Regions from separate parts of the Homo sapiens genome. Here region 2 is linked to region 1. A link is an interaction called in ENCODE POLR2A ChIA-PET data of the cell type or tissue named here. Cell type or tissue: PC-9. All regions are shown on one strand. Each heading gives the region's core, and the rest is flanking DNA. Links, peaks and the distances in the headings are about the cores only. Region 1 overlaps LINC01358 (long intergenic non-protein coding RNA 1358). Region 2 has its middle 38 kb from the start of HSD52.

Region 1 (9,970 bases), core at 2,455-7,454:
AACTGGATTTCCATCTTATTTAAAGCAATGTCCTTTCCACCGGACTCAAGGCCCTGCATGATCTGCCTCTAGTTGTCTTGGAGCTCATCTCCAATTGCTCCTTCTCCTGCCTCCTGGTGCTGCCTCAGACTCTCCAAAGTGCTCTTGCCTAAGGGCACTTGCACCTTGCTTCTCTTCTTCACCTGGAACACACTTCCCTCAGACAGCCACATGGCTTGCTCCCTCATTTAATCCCCCTGCTCAAACTGTGGTCATTCCCCTGACCACACTCTACATAAATTGTCTATCCTCTCCTTTCCTTCCCTCCTCATCTCCCCACTGAATTTTCCTCCACGACACATCAACAGCTGACATATGTAGTACATTTTTGTTTGTTGTTCAGCTCCCCTCATCAGAATGTAAACCTCATAAGCTTATAGTCTAGTGAAAAAATCTGTTTCATGTGACAACTAGTAGGTGCTCAATAAATAGTCAATGAATGAATGCATAGGAGGCAACTGGAAAAGCAGGGAGTGTCCAAAATAGTATGGGATTCAGAGACCATTTCCAATAACAATTATTGGAGGGAAATTCGACTTGGAAGGCAGCACTAATTTGTAGAACAAGGAAGGGAGTCATGAGGACTGACTTCAACTGCTTGAAGAGCTGACATACGGAGTAGGAGCAGACTCACTCTGCATTTTTCATAAAGTAAAACTCCTAAGTAGTTTTCCAGGCCAACAAAGTGGGTGTGGCAGGCATTCAAGACACAGAGAATCATATGAGCCCTGCGTCGAGGCTGAGATTTGGAAAGACGTGGCTTGTATGTTAAATACCAAATTAGTCATATGCAGCTGGAGGGGAGTGGTGGTCCATGAGGTCAGAAAGATAAACTGGATGGGCTTTTATTGCATTCATTTATTAATTCATGAAAGTATCAAATGCTCTACATTTAATTAGCACATATTATCTCCCAGGCTCTGTGCTAGGTCCTGGGGATATAAAGCCTGTAATTTAGAAATCCTGTCATTGAAAGATAAGAATGAACATTTGTCAAGGCCTTAAAGGTCTCTGTATATAATAGGTACTCAAAAAAAAAAAAACTGGATCCCTGAATGCTGGTGTCTGAGTCCATTTGGCTACTATAACAAAATACCTTAGACTAGGTAATTTATAAACAATAGAAATTCATTACTCACAGTTCTAGCAAATGGAAAGTCCCAGATCACGGACTTTATAAAGGTGTCAGCAATTCAATGTCTGGTGAGAGCTCTCCACTTCATAGATTCATAGGGAGCTTCATAGCGCTCTCTACTTCATAGATTGCACCCTCTTACTGGGTCATCACATGGTGGTGGAAAACAAGCCTCTTTCTATGAGGCCATTAATCCCATTGATGAGAGCAGAGTCGTCATGACCCTATCACCTCCCAAAGGCCCTGCATCTTAATACTATCACCTTAGGAGTTAAGTTTCAACCTATGAATTTTTGGGGTGGAGGGCACGCCAACATTCGAAGTATAGCAGGAGGCTATGTTTTTCTAGTTAATAATCATATTAATCCTATGAGGCAAATATAATTATGCCTGTTTTAGAGGTAAGGAAACTAAGATTTAGTTTTCTGACTTCATATAACTCATATGATTCTGGGCCATGCTATAAATCTAGCTCTGTCTCACATCAAAGTTTTTGGGTTTTTCCCCGCCCCACTATGTCCTCTTGTCTCCTCAAAACAGCTCAAACTCTTAGAAATAACTTCCTAGACCAGAGAAGTAAAAACAGGAGGGATGGATCCACTCTACTCATACAGGAAGGTTTTGAGTGGGAGCCTTAAAGGATGAGTCTCTTTAATCTCCCTGGCCCAGTAGTTACCAGAATTGCCTTGCTATCAATCCCTGGGGAGCAATAGGCACTGTTGTTAAGTGTGCCAGCCTTGGGTTGCACAGTCTGGAATTTGAATACGAGTTTTCCCCTTGATTAGCTATATGACCCTGGGCATATCACTTAATCTTGTTAAACCTCAATCTTCTCATTCTTAAAATGAGGACTAAAAATTATACCTCTGGGGTGCCCCTGTGGCTCACATTTGTAATTTGAGCACTTTGGGAGGCCAAGACAGGAGGATTGCTTGAGCCCAGGAATTCAAGGCTACAGTGAGCCATTACTGCACTCTAGCCTGGGCAACAGAGCAAGACTCTATCTCAAAAAAAAAAAAATTACACCTCTAATAGAAGATCACTATGAAATTAAATTGGATAAATCATGCAGAATATGTAGCAAAATTTCTGGCACAAAATAAATGATCAATGACTCTTAGCCATGGGATGAAGAAGATAATGGTGATGAGGATATTCTGGCTCCAGGTGACAAAGTCAAGGACATGTCTGGCTGATAAAGTCAGTTTAGCAGCTTCCATTAAGAAGTTATTCAGAAAAAAAGCTGGGACCCTGTCCTTTACAATCCCACAGTGAAATGTACTGTACTTAAGGAAGGGCAAGGAGGAAGGAGAAGTTCCTATCCACACCACAAAGCTAAAAAACCCAAGAAGAGTTTGGTTTTGCTCTGTTCTCAGTCCTTTTTAACTGAGTTTTCCTTTTTAAAAAAATACTATGGCCTTTGCCTGAGGCCTAATCAGGATGCCTATAAATGTGCATATTTATGGATGTTAGTATAATACACCTTAAAAAGTTCCCTTTGCTTTCAGATGCTGGTCTGCATTTTGTGCATGTCTCAGCTATGTGCTGGGTGGCTGCTACAATATTTCTGCTGAGGCAGGCAGAGTACACCCACCCAAATGCATTTCATCTAAATGTAGTTTGGTCTGGGACATCTTGGTAATCAGGGAAGACAAAGCAGATTAAAATCATGTGAGAGGCCACTTTCCCAGCGAGCTCAAACATGCTCTGCTGATAGAAACCACTCCACACAGGGCATGGGGGTGTGACTTTGTGGGGAAGAGGGGGAGGTGGAAGGATTGGGGTCAGGTTGTGACAAGGAGATGAAGGTTTGTTCCAGCCAAGGGGTCTGTCTGGGATGCCAGCCATGAGGAAAGCAAGCTTCAGCACAGATGTCTGTGATGTGGAGTAACCCCACGTATATTTCAAAACAGATTTCCTGGGGGAAATTTTTTGGGAATTCACAATATGTTGTTAAAACCAGGCAATCCTTTGAGGTTTGTTATTCTTCTTCTAGGACTCTGTAATATTCACCGGCAGGAAAACCCAAGGGAATGACTACTATGACATCTGATGGTGAGAAGGCGGCGTTGGTTGAGGGGAGTGAATGGGTTATATCTATTGAAAATCTACTATGGGTTTTTCTTCTTTTTTCTCTGATTATCACAGAAGAGGTTACTAAGTTTCAGAAAGAAGCAGGAATTAGTGCTTGGAGACCCAAACATCCTAGAAGGACCCTGGAGATCCTTTGTGAAGTTGAGAAGGAGGGAGATTATTGTTTAAGGTAGCTTCTGAGTTGTGCGCCAGGCATTGGAAACTAAGCCAAGGACACAGCCAGCCAGTGAGCAAGGCCTTCTCCAGATCATTCCGGGGAGTTCTGCTCCAGTTTAGAGGGCTGTTCCAGGTTCCCTCAGTGGTGATTTTGGAGGCTTCAAAGGACTTCCCAGTAGAGATGAGCAAAGAGAGGTCATCCCCATTCCCTTGAAACTGATTCAGCCAAGCCTTTCATGTCAACCTTCTGCACCAGTTGAGCAAAGCAGTAATCACACCCATTCAAGTCTTCTAAAGGGAAAGAAATCACCATCACTTGTCCTTATTCTGTTGCACTGGAAATAGATTTGTCAGATAAGATATAGGATACCCAGTTAAATTTGAATTTCAGATAAATGATAAAACTTTTTTGGAATAAGTGTGTCCCACATGTTGCATGGGACACACAAACTTGATCTGAAATTCAAATGTGACCAGATGTCCTGTACTTTTATTTGCCAAATCTGACAATTCCTTCCACAAGTCACTAGAAACATCTCATAATTGTGCCCCCCTGCAGGTGGTAAGAGGTACCATGTCATAGCACAACCTGCAAAAAGTGGTTAATGATAGAACATGCCACTGAGGGGTAGTGAGCCTCTTGTCACAGAGAGCTTACCTGGCTGTTTTCATACCTTCCCTGCACTTTTAATCCCTCACTCCTCAGCTCCTAGGGATAAGGAGCATGAATCCTGAGGCAGGTTGCTTGGATATGAACGCTGGTTAGCTGATGGCCTTACATTAAGTAATATAACCTCTCTGTGTTTTCTAGTTTGCTCGTCTGTAAAATGGGGGCAAGAGTAGCAATTACCTTGTAAAGTTGTTCTGAAGCTTCAAAGTGCTTAGTTCAGTGCTTGGCCCATGGGGAAGGAAGAAAAGACATTAATTATTACTGTTATTATTCCCTGGTACCTATATACAAAAGGAGTTGGGCTATTGAGAATCATGTAATCATGTCAAAGCTGGGGCAGAATTTAAGGTCTCAGAAGCCATTGCTGAACCACTGCCACTCAGAGAAGAAAAATATTTTGGGAGCATTTAGAGGAACTCTCTTGTTTTAGAAATGAAAACTCAAGCCAGAAAGGCCAAATGGCTCGCTCCAAACTTCACAGGTGGTTGAGAATAAGATCTTGGGGTAGAACAGCAGATACAGATAAAATAACCCAAAGGAATGGTGGAGAGCCTTTTGCTAGGACTCAGTAATTTAAATTACAGAATTACAGGATTTTAGAGCTACCAGAAGTGGGCAAGACAGCATTTGCCCCAGGGCCGGCCTAAAGCAAGACACAGACATAGGAGTCAAATGTTCTTGGGGTTCTAGTCCCAGTTCTGCCCTGGTGTTTCTTACACATCTTTTGGCAAGTCCTTACCTTCCCTAGCCTTCAGTTTCCCATCTGTACAACGGAGATAATCATCTGAGCTCTGTCTGCTTCCTCTGGCTATTGCGAAAGCTTTGGAAGGAATGACACCTCGGCTGCCTCCCAGGAACTAACCATCCCACTCTGCCCTTTTGGCCTCTCCCCAGCTTGTCAGAGTGCTGCCTTCCTTCACGTCCTTGGCTTCCAGCCCTCACAGGCATGAGATATCTGGGCCCCAACTGACTGATGACCAGCAGATTCTAGTATGTGGGGTGAGGGTGGGGAAGGTTCATTCTTGCTTGACTGGCCTGCATTGCCCATCAGCCTAGATTCAAGCCATGCAAAGAAGGCCTCTGAGCTCAGCTCTCAACTGATGCTTTTTGAATTGAGCAGAGTGACCTTGCTGAAAAGTAAGTCTGATCATGACACTCACCAACTTAACCCTTGCCTACAGGTGTTAACCTGGTCCCCCATCTGCGTTACCACTTACTATCTCTCACTCAGACTAATAGACCTCAGCTTTTCTGTGCCCACTACCCCTGCTCAAATCCATTATTTGCATAGTCACCAAGAGAGCCGTCTAAAATAAAAATCCAATTAGGCTGCCTCCCCTCTTAAAACCCATTATTCACTGCAGGGATTCTTTTCTTGTCTTTTCTTTTTTGAAACAGAGTCTCACGGTGTTGCCCAGGCTGAATACAATCGTGCAATCATGACTCTCTGCAGACTTGACATCCTGGGCTCATCAAGCAATCCTCCTGCCTCAGCCTCCCGAATAGCTGAGACTACAGGCACCCACCACCACATCACACTCTACAAAAAATTTCTGTTTTTTTGTAGAGATGGGGTCTTGCTATATTGCCCAGGGTGGTCTCAAACTCCTGACTTCAAGTAATCCTCCTGCCTTGGCCTCCCAAGGTGCTGGGATTACAGGTGTGACCCACCACACCTGGCCAACTGCAGGGATTCTTTATTTGAAGATCATGGATAGGTTTCAGGAAATATGTGAACACTCTGAAATGTATACCCTAGTTCTGTTTGTGTGAGTATTAACTTTGATCAGATTTTCAGAGAGGTCTGTGACCAACTTCCTGCACTAAAAAATGTTTACAAACCACTGCTCCACAGGATAAAGTTCAAACCTCTCAGTCTAAAGGAAATACAAAGCCATTCATGACACAGTTTTTACATACACCATCTTCATTTTGGATTTCTCAGCCCCAATTGCTTGAACATGTCTTGCCGTTTCTTATCTCCTTGCCTTTGCTCAAGCTGTGTCCTCTGTCTTGAAGATCCTCTTTTTCTCATTCTTTCCAGGGATCTCCCTCCCTTGGTTAAGTCCCAGTTAACTAGTATAACTTCATTCAAGAGTTTCTTCTTCCAGGAGCTTCCCAATATGATTTGGCTGTGGGCCCCACCCAAATCTCATGTTGAATTGTGATCCCCAGAGTTGGAGGTAGACGTGGTGGGAGATGGTTGGATCATGGGGGTGGTTTCTAATGGTTTAACACTGTCTCCTAGTGTTGTTTTGTGACAGAGTTCTCACAAGATCTTGTTGTTTGAAAGTGTGTAACACCTCCTACTTCGTGCACTTTCTCTTTTCCCTTCTTCACCATGTGAAGATGTGCCTGCTTCTCCTTCACCTTCTGCCATAATTGAATGTTTCCTGAGGCCTCCCCAGCCATGCTTCCTGTATAGCCTGCAGAACGGTGAGCCAATTAAACCCATTTTCTTTATAAATTACCCAGTCTCAAGTATTTCTTTATAGCAATGTGAGAATGAACTAATACACTTCCTCTGACCCTCTCCTCCACACCCATGCTGGGGAGATGTTCTTCCGTGGGATCCCACAATCGACATCCATCTGGCTCTCTAGAATTGCACTGTTCATGTAGTGCTCACAGAGATGAAAGCTCTTTGAGAACAAGACCACACATTATCGCTTTCTTCCTCTCCTTTTCTCAAGCAGTGGTTCTTGGGGACTGCAGCATCTCACCTTCATAGAAACTCAACACTCAGACCTCACCCCAGACCTACTGAATCAGAAACTCTGAGGTTGGGGCCAGTGAGCTGTGCTTTAACAAGCCCTGCAGGTGATCCTGATGCCCGCTGAAGCCTGGGAACCATAGTCCTGAAAAAACGTCCCTGGCTCTTGTCTGTTCTGTTGTGATAGCTCCTAACTGGGCTTCCTGCTTCCTCCTCTGTCACCTTCCAATCTATTCTTCATCCTAGAGCCAGAATTATCTTTCTACAACATGGAAGGAAGGGCCCTCCTCAAGAGCCTTCAGTGGCTTCCATTTGCACCTATAATTAAATCCTGATCCCTCACCATGACCTACAGGACCCTGTGTGACCTGGCCCTGCATCTCTCCTATGCTGACCCCCTACCACCAGGCACGATGGTCTGCTTTCAGCTTCTGAGGTCAACCATCCCTTCTTGCCTCAGGCCATGTGCTGGGATGGGGAGAGGAATATGGGTGAGTCATCTTCTCCATCCTTGAGGAGGTATAGTCAACTAGGGGAGACAGATATGGACACAAATAGACATGCAGTTCATAGAAAGCAAAGTAGCAGGGCTGTGCATATGGTACAGAAACAGCAAAGACTCATTCTGTTTAGGGACTTTTGTTTTGCAGTGATTTCCAACTCTGCTTCTAAAGTTTGAAGGTGTAGTTTTTCTTATTCGAACATTCCAATACTAGGCATTCCATTGCCCTGAGCCTCAGTCCTGCTACTGCCATTCAGAAGCTATGCCCACCGTGCAGGGGCATTGGAGGGAGTACACGAGGATATACATCAAACGTGCCAAGCGGAGGGCAGGGTCTCTGCAGGGATCAGGGACTCCCATGTTTCTGGAGCAGATTCAAGTTTTGATGTTGTGGGGACTTACCCTTCCTGAGCTTCAGTGGGAAACTAAGTATCCCCTGAAAAAACTGAGGTGTTAAGGAGGAGGCTTGAGGTTGGGCCTACAGCAAAAGAAAAGTTCCCCTCCACTTTAAGAAATCTCCCTCCTGTGGGTGTGGTAGTGAATGTGAAAGTAGAATCTGCCTCCTGGCCCCTGCACTTACCAGAAGGGGCAGTGGTACTTGCAAAGGAGTTACAGAAAGAGCAGCAGCTGAACAGGAACTGGGGCCACCGGTTCTGGGAAGCTGGGGCTTTGGGGGAAGCGCCTGGCAGACCCCAGTGTTTACAAACTTCAGGAGCACCTGAACCCCAGCCTGTGTTAGGCACAGAGCAAATTGTGGTGAGCTACTGGCACAAGTCCTCTGGAGCCAGAAAGTCAAGACAGAAAGCCAGGATGACTCCTCTAGGGCCCAGGGCTCACAGTTCCCTGGACAAACAGCCTCACTGTGGCCTCTGGGAAAAGGTGGGAGGCAGAGCAGGCTGGTGGGTTAGATATTCATTCATTCATTCCCAATTTCCTCATCTGTGAAATGGGGAAAGAAATTCCTTCCACGTCTACTTGGATTGTATATAGTGGGGAAGGGTAGAGAACAGGTTGCTATGGAGACCAAATGAGATAATACATTCAGTTATTCATTTAATATACACTAAGCACCTGCTACGATAAAAATAATAATGGGCACTTATTGAGTACCTAGTGTATGCCAGGCACTATGCTAACTACTTTAATCCTCACAATCATCCTCCGAGGTAGCTGCCCTGATTTCCATTTACAGATGAGGAAACTGAGGCTCAGAGAGATGACTTGCCCAGATCACACAGCTAGTCAGTGGTGGATCTGGGATTTGAGAGCCACAGTGTTAAATGGGGCTCAAGTCTCAGCTCCTGTACTAGAGTCAGGGATCTGCAAGGTCAGGAATTATCATTTATCAATCTCTGAATCTTCGGTGCTTAGGCCACGGCCCAGCACATAACAGCTGCTCACTAAATGTGGGTAGGCCTCTTGCATATCTACAAGACAAGGTGAGATGAAACAGTCTGGTGGGGAAGTCAGGGAAGCAAACCAGCAGCAGGTAATGTAACAGGATCTATAGCAGATGTGCCTTCAGAGAGCTCCCTGAGGTTTGTGCTGGGTCACACTGTGTACCAATCAGGGTCCCAACAGTCTGACAGCTCCCAGGAAATAGCAGATTTCAAGGAGGGATTATATGCAAAGGTGCAGATATAGAAGAATCACAAAAGAGAGAGTAGGCACTTAATAGCTCCTGAACTGTTCTCACAACTCTTAATAGCTGCTGAACTGTCCTGCAGAGTTGCTTTCCTCAGGAGGAGCAGTGAGGAACATGGCCAGTTCAGTGACGTTGCAAACAGTGTATCAAAGGAATATCATACTCTCTCCCTTCCTCTTTTCCCTCCCTCTGGTCTCCTGTGGCTCCCTGTTGGCCAAACCCAACTAGAAACAGAAGGTTCAAGAACCCACCAATTCAATCCCCATAGATCAACCTCTTGAATACAGAGCAGATGAGGAAAGGTAATGTATGGATCTAGAGGGGCAAATGAAAGGTATTCTGCATGGACCGTGATATAGTGTGGATGTGTGTCCCTACCCAAATTTCACGTTGAAATGTATCCCCTATGTTGGAGGTGGGGCCTGGTTGGAGGTGACTGGATCATGGGGGTGGATTTATCATAAATGATTTAGTACCATACCCTTAGTTCTGTCCTCATGATAGTGAGTTTTCGCATCTTGTGAGAGATGTCATTTAAAAGTGTGTGGCATGCTCCCCACTCCCTCTCTTGCTCCTGTTCTGGCTATGTGTTGTGCCTGCTCCCCCTTCACCTTCCACCATGATTGTAAGTTTCCTGAGGCCTCCCCAGAAGCCAAGTAGATGCCAGCATCATACTCTCTTTACAGCCTATGGAATCGTGAACCAGTTAAACCTCTTTTCTGTATAAATTACCCATCCACAGGCATTTCTTTACAGCAATGTGAGAATGGCCTAATATGGACTGGAAGGATATGCAGACTTTTCCTGGAAAGCAGAGTTGAGGAAGGACATCCCATCGAGGGAAAGAATGTGCAATCTTTTTGTGTGGAACGCTCAGAACATTCTAAGTACTTTGGCATAGCAAAGGCATAGGGAATGAGAGACAGCATGGTAGGAAATAAAAATGTGTTCAGAGAGTGGCAGGGGCTGGCTCATGGACAGCTAAGGCAGGGAGCACTATTCTGCAGGCACAGGGG
Region 2 (9,970 bases), core at 3,114-8,113, 65 kb after region 1:
CTTGTTTCTTTTAATTCAGTTTTGTGACTTCTGAATAACCTTTTTATTTTAATATTTTTGTTTCAGTGAATTTTTGCCACCTTCAATGAGAAAGACTGAAACAAAAAACTCAGAAGAAAGAAAGAGACTGAGATAGCAAATATGACAAACTGTTAAAAATTCATGAATCTGTTATGGAATACTATGCAGCCATAAAAAAGGATGAGTTCCTGTCCTTTGCAAGGACGTGTATGAAGCTGGAAACCATCATTCTGAGCAAACTAAAACAGGAACAGAAAACCAAACACCACATGTTCTCACTCATAAGTGGGAGTTGAACAATGAGAACACATGGACACGGCGGGGTGGTGGGAACATCACACACCGGGGCCTGTCAGAGGGGAGGGGGCTAGGGGAGAGATAGCATTAGGAGAAATACCTAATGTAGATGATGGGTTGATGGGTGCAGCAAACCACCATGGCATGTGTATACCTATGTAACAAACCTGCATGTTCTGCACATGTATCCCAGAACTTAAAGTATAATAATAAAAAGAGAGATTAAAAAAATTGGTGAATCTGGGCAAAATGTACACAGGATTTTTCTGTACTGTTCTTGCAACTTTTCTACAGATTTGAAATGTTACAAAATAAAAGGTATTTTTAGAAAAAGAGTATACAGTTGGAAGTGACTGAGGCATGTGTGTTTTTGTACCTAGGGTTGTCTGATACCAAAGCTCAAGTTCATTCTACTTCGTGGCACTGCCTTTCATTTTGAGCAGGAGAATCGGGTTTGCACAGACTCGTGCTTTCTCTAATCATTAAGACAAAGGATCATAGGCACAGTGGCCAGGATTGGGGAGTCAGTTTGCAGCCTTGGAGAAAATGAAGGAAAAAGGCCCCCTCCCACCATCCTTTGTCTTTCAGGGACTCACTCTTCAATCCACTGAGCTAACCAACTCCAGACCTTTCCCTAAAGAGAACCATGTAATAGGCATGTAAAGCGATGAAGGGATTGTTTTGGAAACTTGTGTAAATAGCTCTTTGGGCAGGAGAAAGATTGCCAACACCTGCTATTTGTTTTCTGGTATTTATTAGAGCCACCCTGTGAAGGACCTCTAAGCTTCCTGGATCTTATTCATTTATCTGAGTTCACTCTTGGTTCAGGGTCAACATTTTTCAGGGCCTGCAAAAAGCTGGCAAGGATCAGAGGAGGGTCACTGACTCCGGGCTTTGTAGGTGAATATGTAGGTGAATATGGTTCAAAGAATGCCAAGTGGATAACAGTGATCTTGAAGCCAAATTTGGTTGCTCATGATGCTTTTCCTAACCCATCACTTTCTATTCCCTTCTCCTTATAGTTATTTACTAATTCATCCATCCATCTATCCATCTATTTACCCACTAGAGTAATAATTATAATTAGGCGGCCAGGCACAGTGGCTCATGCCTGTAATTCCAGCACTTTGGGAAGCCAAGGCAGGCGGATCACCTGAGTTCAGGAGTTCAAGAGCAGCTTGGCCAACATGGTGAAACCTCATCTCTACTAAAAAATGCAAAAATTAGCCAGGCGTGGTGGTGCACACCTGTAGTCCTAGCTACTCAAGAGACTGAGGCGGGAGACTCGCTTGAACCCGGGAGGTGGAGATTACAGTGAGCTGAGATCACACCACTGCACTCCAGCCTGGGCAACAAAGCAAGACCCTGTCTCAATAAATAAATAAATAATAATTAGGCCCACATCACAAAAGGCATTGTGCTAGATGCTGGGAATACAGTGATGAATAAGACTGCTCCATGCCCTAGGAAGAGAGAGGGACAGACAATTTTGTACAGCAAGGTAAGTGCTGTCATAGTCATAGGTACAGGGTACCATAGAAGAGGGGTACCCAGCCCAGCCTGGTGAGGTAAATCCAGGGACATCTTCAGAGCTGGGTCAGAAAAATGGTGGGACTGGTGGGTTAGAAAGAGAAATACCATGAGCAAAAGCATGGTAACCTAAACCGTTGCCTTTCCAAAGTGTGGTCCGTTGATCAGCAGAATTAGCATTACCAAAACTTATCTAGAACTGTTAGAAATGCAGAATCTTGCCCCCCTCAGACCTCCTGAATCTTATCCTGAATGTTAGTAAGATCTCCCAAGGAATTCCTAAGCACATTAATGTTTGAGAGGCATTGGTCTAAACACCATTTCTTGGGGAAATTACCAGTGGCTTATAGGCATCTTGTTCTCAGTCCAGGGCTCTCTTCCCCCAGCCACTGTTATCTCCTACTGCTGACTTGAAGATTCAGCTCTGGGCTCTCCCTCCACTCCCTAACTTGCTTCAGACACCAACATCCCAGCCACCTTCAGATTTCTGAGCAGTGAGTTCTTCCCCCTGGGAGAATTGCTAAGTCTAGTTTTCTTTTAGTTATAACACTGTCTGTACTTTTTGACCCAGTAATTCCATTCTGAGGACATTAGCCCAAAGGGAAAAAAAAATCCAAAAGAAAATAGTTATTTGTAGTCAGATGTTAAATGTTTACCACTGCGTCATCCTCAAGCACAAACAATCAAAGGAGAAACCTCCCAAATGCCAAGCAAGCAATGGTGTAGGAGTAGGGTGGGGAGCTGGTTGTTTCCTAAGCACTCTCAGGAATAGCCAGGGCTCAGGTCATGATGTCGTGGGAAGTGTCCTGGCTGGGAAGACAGAAAACCTGGGTCAAGTTCTAGTTTTGCTACTCCAGAACGGATCCCCTGGGGTAAGCCCATTCCTGTCTGAGGGTTTCAGGTTCGTCTGTGATCTCTAAACTTTAACATTCAGTCTGTGCACATTGGTGGCCCCAGATCCTCCCAATATATGCCTGCCCTTCCATGCAGAAGGGCAAGGGTCAGAGCACAGACCCTGGGAGAGGTGGCCTAGAGACAGAAATTCAAGCGAAACTGGCAATAACTGCAGGGAGAGAGCAGAAAAAGAACACGTACTGAACCCTGTGCAGACTCTGCGATACTAATAAAAGCTAATGTTCACTCAAAGCTTACTGTTTGCCAGATGCTGTTTTAAGTGCTTTTGTATGAATGAACTCACTTAATCTTCAGATCAACACTATAAAGTAACAATTATTATTCTCCCATTTTCCAAATAAGGTTCAGAAAGGTTCAGGAACTTGCCCAAAGACACTCTGCTAGAAGGGGCAGGGCCCAGGGTTGAACTCTCATGGTCAGACCCCAGAGCTCACATACTGGACCTCTAACCTCGTGCTCCTCCTCACCATGATTGCTGGACCAGCATCATCAGCATCCTTTGGAGACGTGCTAGGAAGACCATGCTCTCCAACCCACCCAATCAGAAAGTGGGGGTGTAGTACAGTGGGGCCCTCTGGTTTTTTATATTTATTTTATTTTATTATTATTATTATTATTATTATTATTATTATTATTATTATTACTATTATTTGAGACAGGGTCTTGCTCTGCTGCCCTGGCTGGAGTGCAGTGGTGTGATCATGGCTCACTGCAGCCTCTACTTCCTGGGGTCAAGCGATCCTCCGACCTCAGCCTCTCAAGTAGCTGGGACTATAGGTGCAGGTGCACACCACAAAACCCAGCTTTTTTTTTTTTTTTTTTTTTTTGAGAAACTGGGTCTCACTACGTTTCCCAGGCTGGTAGCAAACTCCTGGGCTCAAGCAATCCTCCTGCCCCAGCCTCCCAAAGGCTTGGATTACAGGCATGAGCCATTGCATCTGGCCTAGCTCTATTTTAACAAGCTTCCCCCACTCCTCAAGTGATTATCATGTATGATAAATTTTGAGAACCTTGCTCTAGATACTAACTGCTTTCAGTAACTCATAAAATTTTTTATAATTAAGGATAATTAACACCACTATTTCACTGAGGCAACTGAGCCTCAAAAGGGTCTCATGCTCATGGGTCAAACAGCTAGAAAATAGTACAGCCAGGATTTCAACCTGAGCCCCCTATGTCGAAACACCGGCTTTTTTCACTATACCATGCCCATGTTCAGTACCTCTCCAGAAATCAGTTTATCCAGAAGTAGAAGAGAGGGAGAAAAGAGAGTGGGAAGGCACTGGCCCTGATACCAGAGGAGGGTGAAAAAAGAGGATACATATGGAAAAATTGGCCAAACCTCATCTCTTTGGTCATCATGCCCCTAAAGTGGTGGTGGCAGCTTGGTTCTGCCTTGTTGGGCAACCTCATGTGTGCTGGGCTGCTGATTTTCCTGGGCCTCAAGCATCGGACCTATTCTTAGCTCAGCCCCGATGGGACATGTTTGCCGGGTATTGCCAAATCACAAGAACAATCACACCCTAGTAGCAGGCAGGCTATGCTTGGCTCACAGACCATGCAGGGCTGTCTGGGCATGTACCCAGCCTCCGCCCAGATGCTGGTCCCACCTGGACCAGCCCTAGGTGGGAAGAAAGAGATTCCAGGGGAATCCGGGCCATTGCAAATCCTTTCTCTAGTCACAAGATGCTGTTGCTGAACAGGATCTCAAAAATCCAAGAGGCCCACAGGGGCACTGTAACTTATCGCTGGTCACCCAGCCAGTGGGTGGTAAGGTGGAATTCAGAATCCCAGTCCTCCTGACTTCTTTTCCCTATGCCGTACAATCTGAGTTCTCCAATATGTTTGTTTATTTGTGTTCTGTCTGCTTCTGCTAACCAGAAAAAAAAAAAAAATTAGCCAAGGAATGCCAATACCCATTGTAACAGATGGAACCTCCCAGGAGGCGGTTTGCAAATGGAGACAGCAAACTGGCGACCCCAGGAGGTGATTTTTTATGAACAGCATTAGGGATCCAGTGGCACTGGTAAAAGGAACAAAAAGTATGCCTCACAATTGTAGGCAGCACTTTTATGCTAATGTCCCCCCCCCAAGTGTTAAACGTTTGCTTTCCTTTATTAGCTAATATCACAAGTTACTCAAGAGAGAAGAGGGGCCAGATGTTTCATTATTATTAATTATAAAGATATAAGTAATGATAATAACTGCTGTCTTTGGTGTCAGGCTTTGTGTTTTACATTCATCAGCTCATTTAAGCCTTACAATAATGTCGTGAGGTGAGTAATATTAATATTAGCTTCATTTTACAAATGGAGAAATGAAGGCTCAGAGAGGGTAAGTCACTTGCTCAAGGTCATACAGCTGGTAAGTGTCAGAGCCAGGCCCAAGAGCTCCAAAGTATGTGAGCTTAAACTTATGGAACACCCCTTTTAGAAAAGAGGAGACTGGTTGGGAAAGCAGAAGACAGATGGACAAACAGATGTGACAGCTGCCTTCACATAGCAAATGCTTTATTTTGTAGAATAAAGAATAAGCAAGACCTGTTTCCTGAAAACACCAGAGCAGCTACATAGAAGTTACAGGGTTGCACATGTCATTCAGTGTAAGAAATGACCACTGTTGACTCACAGAGAAAGTTGTTCAGATGGTAGCCCCCATCTCTGGAAATGCACATCATAATTGCACTAGGTGATTATCTAGTCCAGACCTCTCTTCTACTCCATTGTAAATGAAGTAGAGAGAGGTCTGGACTAGACAATCCCTAAAATCCCTTCCAGCTGGGGGATTCTACAGTTTGTGAGCATTTAAGCATCTTGAGGGTAGATATGGCATTCAATATCTCTCCATGCTCCCCAGAGCATAATGGCACAGGCCTACACAGGCAGTGGTAAGAAAATGTCTGCTGGTGTTGCCAGTAATGTAATCACTTTCCTCTGCCTGGTCCTCAAAATGGGAGATCAAGGAGATCTCTCTTTGCCACATTAGCAGGTCTCAATTCCAGCAAGTGGCAATAAAGCCCTCATTTCTCAGTCTCCCTGAGCCCTAGGCCTGGCAATTTGAAACACAGAGGAGGACAAAGGACTAAGAAACACAAAGGACCAATATCTGGCTAATGGGACATAAACAGAACTGCAGTGTACAAATTCCGGGAAGTGTCCTTAAAGGGGAGAGGGTACCCTTCCCCAGCCCTCCTCTGCCATGCTGCTGTCTGAAAAACAGATATGACTAAAGCTTGAACAGCCATCTTCAGTGATGAGATGGAAACCATGAGTTGAGAAGGGCAGAGCAATAAGATAGAAAGAGGCTGGATTTGACAATCAGGGAGCTGCCATACTAGGCCTGTGCTGCCTACAGGATGAGACAGAGAAGGAAGCTTACCATTATTTTAGGTGTTCTGTTACTCCCAGTGGAATCCAATTCTAATTCTTACAGAGTTGAAAAACATTCTGAACAATCAAATGAGCGAATAATTGTGAAAGTAAATCTGAGTAAGCTATTGAGATGTACATAATTATAGAAGAAGGGGAGAAAGGGAAAGGGAAGGAGAAAGCAAAGAGAAGGAGGAGAAGGGTAGAAGAAGAGGAGGAGGAGAAAGACTAGGAAGAAGAAAAGGAAGAGGAAAAGAAGGGAGGCGGGAAGGAGGAGGAGATGATGATAATGACAGGCATATGTCTTGCTTACAACCAGACTACAATATTCCTGGAGTCCGAGGTAGAAAGAATGCTCCATTCTCACTGCCACATTACATCCTCATTACATCTCACCTGAAATGTTGGGTCGGCTATTTGGTGTCTGTCTATAGTCTTCTTCCCTCTCCTTGATCCATTCTGCCAGCTATTGCCCAAGTCTTCAATATCACTCCCTTGCTCAAAATGGGTCCAGGCCGACTTTGTGTTTCAGATGAGAAAAGGAGCCCTTATTCTGACGTTTGCCAAAAATCTATCATTTCTGCCTTATACCTACTTCACACCCCTTGTCCTCTCACAAACGGTCTGTTTCAGGAAGAGTAAATTATTCACTGCTCCCCAAATGTACCTGCTAAATTCCTGCCTCTGTCCCTTTGCTCCCACTGGTCCCTCCACCTGGGATGTCCTTTGTCCTCTGAGTGCTGACAGCTCAACTGTCCTTCACAACTCTGGTCAAATGCCCCCTTTTCTATCAATAACTCACAACTCTCTTTGCCCCAGCTGGAGTCAATCTCCAAAGCCCATACATGTTTTAGTATGCATGACTGCCTCTTTGGACCCCCACACTAAAGCCTGTCTGTAGCAGGAGGACACAACATCAGCAGAAGGAGGAAGTGGGGGAGGAGAGAGTGTCTTTCTCTGGGGCTAATGATTATGACTGGCCACCGCTCCAACTCCATCTGGGATTCCTCATTGCCTCTTAGAGAAACAGTCATCATCTAGCCTTATCTTTCTCTTTATTACTGCAAAGATATCCCAGGTCAGGTAAACTAAATTACATATCCTAAGATTTTTCCCATTCGACACTGTGTATTGCTGTGGCCTCCATATGTAATCTTCTCTTCCACCCTAAAGACTGTCCCCATTTCTCAAGGATCTACTCCAGTTTACCTTCTCTGTGGAGCTCTGAGCTATCTCAGTCCTCTATGAGCTGTTTTCTCCGTAAGATATTATCTCACTTTTTTGAATTACCTCTTACCTTATAGAGGATTTATTATGTTCTTATATTCTTTCCTCCAGAGTATATATCCGAGTTTTTATATTTGCTAGACTGTAAAGAACATGGAGCTTTGAAATTAGACAGACTCATCATTGGACAAGATATTAACTTTGCTCAGGCTCAGTTTTCCCATCTGTAGAATAGGGATTTTAACACCTGCCTCGCAGAGTAGTCATGAAGATTAAATAAGAGAGTCTGGTACTCAAAGCAAGGTTAGCAGCACCTGCTCATGAGAATGCGGCAGAAGCACAGAGCCTGACGTGAAGGAGGTCTTCACCGGGGATGGGGAATTACTGAGCTGTTGATTTGGAGGCTCCTGCTGGAGTCTCTGAAGTTTGCTGGGTGTCACTGTTTGCAGCTGTACAAGTTAAGTGAGTGTCACTGTGATCTTGAAAACACTTGAACAAGATGGGCTTGGCTGTAGTGGAAGAGAAACCCTGTAACTTTCAGAGATAACCTCAGGAAAGAAGCTTCTCCTATGCTCAGTGAAGGCCCTGGGACAGACTCATGTTCTGGAATATCCCAGGCTTCCTTGTCACCAGGAAGCTGAGGAGAGCCACATGGAAGTCTTCCTTAATGTGGGGAGACTGGTCTAATAAGAGACAATTGAATGGGAGGCCTCAGGCGAAGTGAGTTGACTGTTGCCCAGTACTCTGTGCTGGTCAGTCTCCACTCAAGGGGTCGGGTTCTCTCAGTGCCACATGCTGGAAGAGGGGCATGGATCCATGCAAGGCTTCAGAAGAGGAAGGCAGCCTGGGGAGAGGATTAAGACGCCATCCTTTGGAAAAATGTATTGAACAAGGCATTAAGTCTAAAAAGAGGAAGTTTAGTGAGCATGGGTTCTATTGACCATATTTGATGTCCACAAGGACAGTCATGTGGACATAAACATGTGAAGTGGGCCCAATGCAGGAGACAGCCAAAAGTGATGAAAACAGACTCAGAGGCTTCTCAGCACACCTGACTCTTACACGTAAGGATAGGGGTCTGGTGTTGCAAGATCCTCCAACTTTTCTAGAGAATATTTACCTCTGGGTTAGTTTGTTTGTTTTTCATGAAACCTCACAATTTTCATTTGAGTAATTGATTCAAAAGCTTTCGTAGCTCTGCACCAGCCAACACTGTGCAGACCAAACAAATCATATCTGTAGGAAATGAGTGGATACCTGGGCTAACAGTTCGCAATTTTTGGATGAGATGCCCTCTAGGGTTGTTTCTAAATTGTACTCTCTAGTTATAAAATAACCCCACAAATTTAAAATTGATTGACTCAAATGGCAGGTGTTGGCATCATGTGCCTTAGGAAAAGATGCTCTGTGGTATTTCTAGTGCCTACCATTACTGTTGCCATCAGCCAAGGCAGAGAGATTGAGAGCACATGTTCTGGAATCAGACAGACTCGGGTTCAGATCCCAGCTCTGTCACTTTCTAGTTCTGTGATCTTGGACAAGTGATTTAGCTTCTGAGCTCAGATTCCTCAGCTGCAGTTGAAATAGTAGCTGAATTTATTGTTTAAAATGTGCCACACACTGATGTAAGTAATTCCTAAATTTTAATCCTATAAACAACCCTCTAAAAGTGGGCAAAATCATCATTATGTTCATTTCACAGATGAAAAAACAGGCACAGAAAAATTCAGGGATCACGGCTAATAAATAGAGAGCTGACATGCAAGTCCAGACACTCTACCCCCAGGTTTGTGCTTTCAACTGCTTTACTCTACTGGCTGGAATCAAAAATAAGGGTGGTAGTGGGAGTGTTCCCTGGGGTTCTCATGAGAATAGAAATGATGATATATGTAAAAGAACTAGCTCAATGCCTGAACATACTAACAATACATTTAAAAGATGCCTACTATTATGTTATTAACCATTTCCTATGTTCATCCGTAATCCCTCCTCCTTTAATCTATCTTTGACCCAGTTTCTCTGTCTCTCCCTTTCTCTTCTCTATTCTAATTATTACAGTAAGGATCATTTTAACACCCAGCTCTGAACAAATGCCCTCTTTATTTATGACCAAGCTATGGCTTATTCCTGTTCACCTTTCTGCTTCCTTCAATCACTCCCTAGCCCCTCCCCAGCCTTTTTTGTTTAATCCCAAGGATTATTTATCAGGTAAATCTATCATTAGGTAATGTTTTAATAATATGTTTCCCATCAGATAAATGGATATTACGTATTCCCTATAACCAGCCATGCTCCATGGTAAATATTACTCTAAAAAGGAAATTCATGACTCATAATCAACTGAACACCCAACTGGGAAGCTGGGGAGCTCCCATCTATGAAAATTATTATTGTTTGATAGATTTTTAGCCCACCTGCTCCCTGAGGGTCCTCTGAGTCATGCTGTACACATGAGTAGCATGCAAACTGGCAGGGGCTGGTTAGTTAGGGATGAAGTCAGGGTTATTTAATAACCTGTATTTATAGTATCTACTTACAAGGGAAAAAATCTCCTCTGTTTTATGCAGGTACCTCTAATCAGGAATTTGCTGGCAACACACACACACACACAC

Evidence for each region. Peaks named below come from ENCODE experiments on the same cell type or tissue, not always from the same donor. Only the 100,000 strongest peaks of a DNase experiment are listed, where the experiment ranks them.
Region 2: POLR2A ChIA-PET joins it to region 1 with 9 read pairs; 2 of 35 experiments call an interaction of 5 or more read pairs at or near these places.

The regions. Positions count from the first base shown.
Region 1 is chr1:59,039,002-59,048,971 of GRCh38, forward strand. The region is part of intron 2 of LINC01358 (long intergenic non-protein coding RNA 1358); the gene reads left to right. Among named protein-coding and RNA genes, the nearest start is that of LINC01358, 24 kb to the left of the region's middle. RefSeq lists enhancers at 6,654-6,703, 7,559-7,628. In PC-9, for the core only: no CTCF peak of the experiment used is centred there; a DNase peak (open chromatin) is centred at 4,990; H3K27ac peaks cover 960 bases.
Region 2 is chr1:59,103,446-59,113,415 of GRCh38, forward strand. No RefSeq gene overlaps it. Among named protein-coding and RNA genes, the nearest start is that of HSD52, 38 kb to the right of the region's middle. RefSeq lists enhancers at 3,791-4,291, 4,292-4,792. In PC-9, for the core only: no CTCF peak of the experiment used is centred there; no DNase peak of the experiment used is centred there.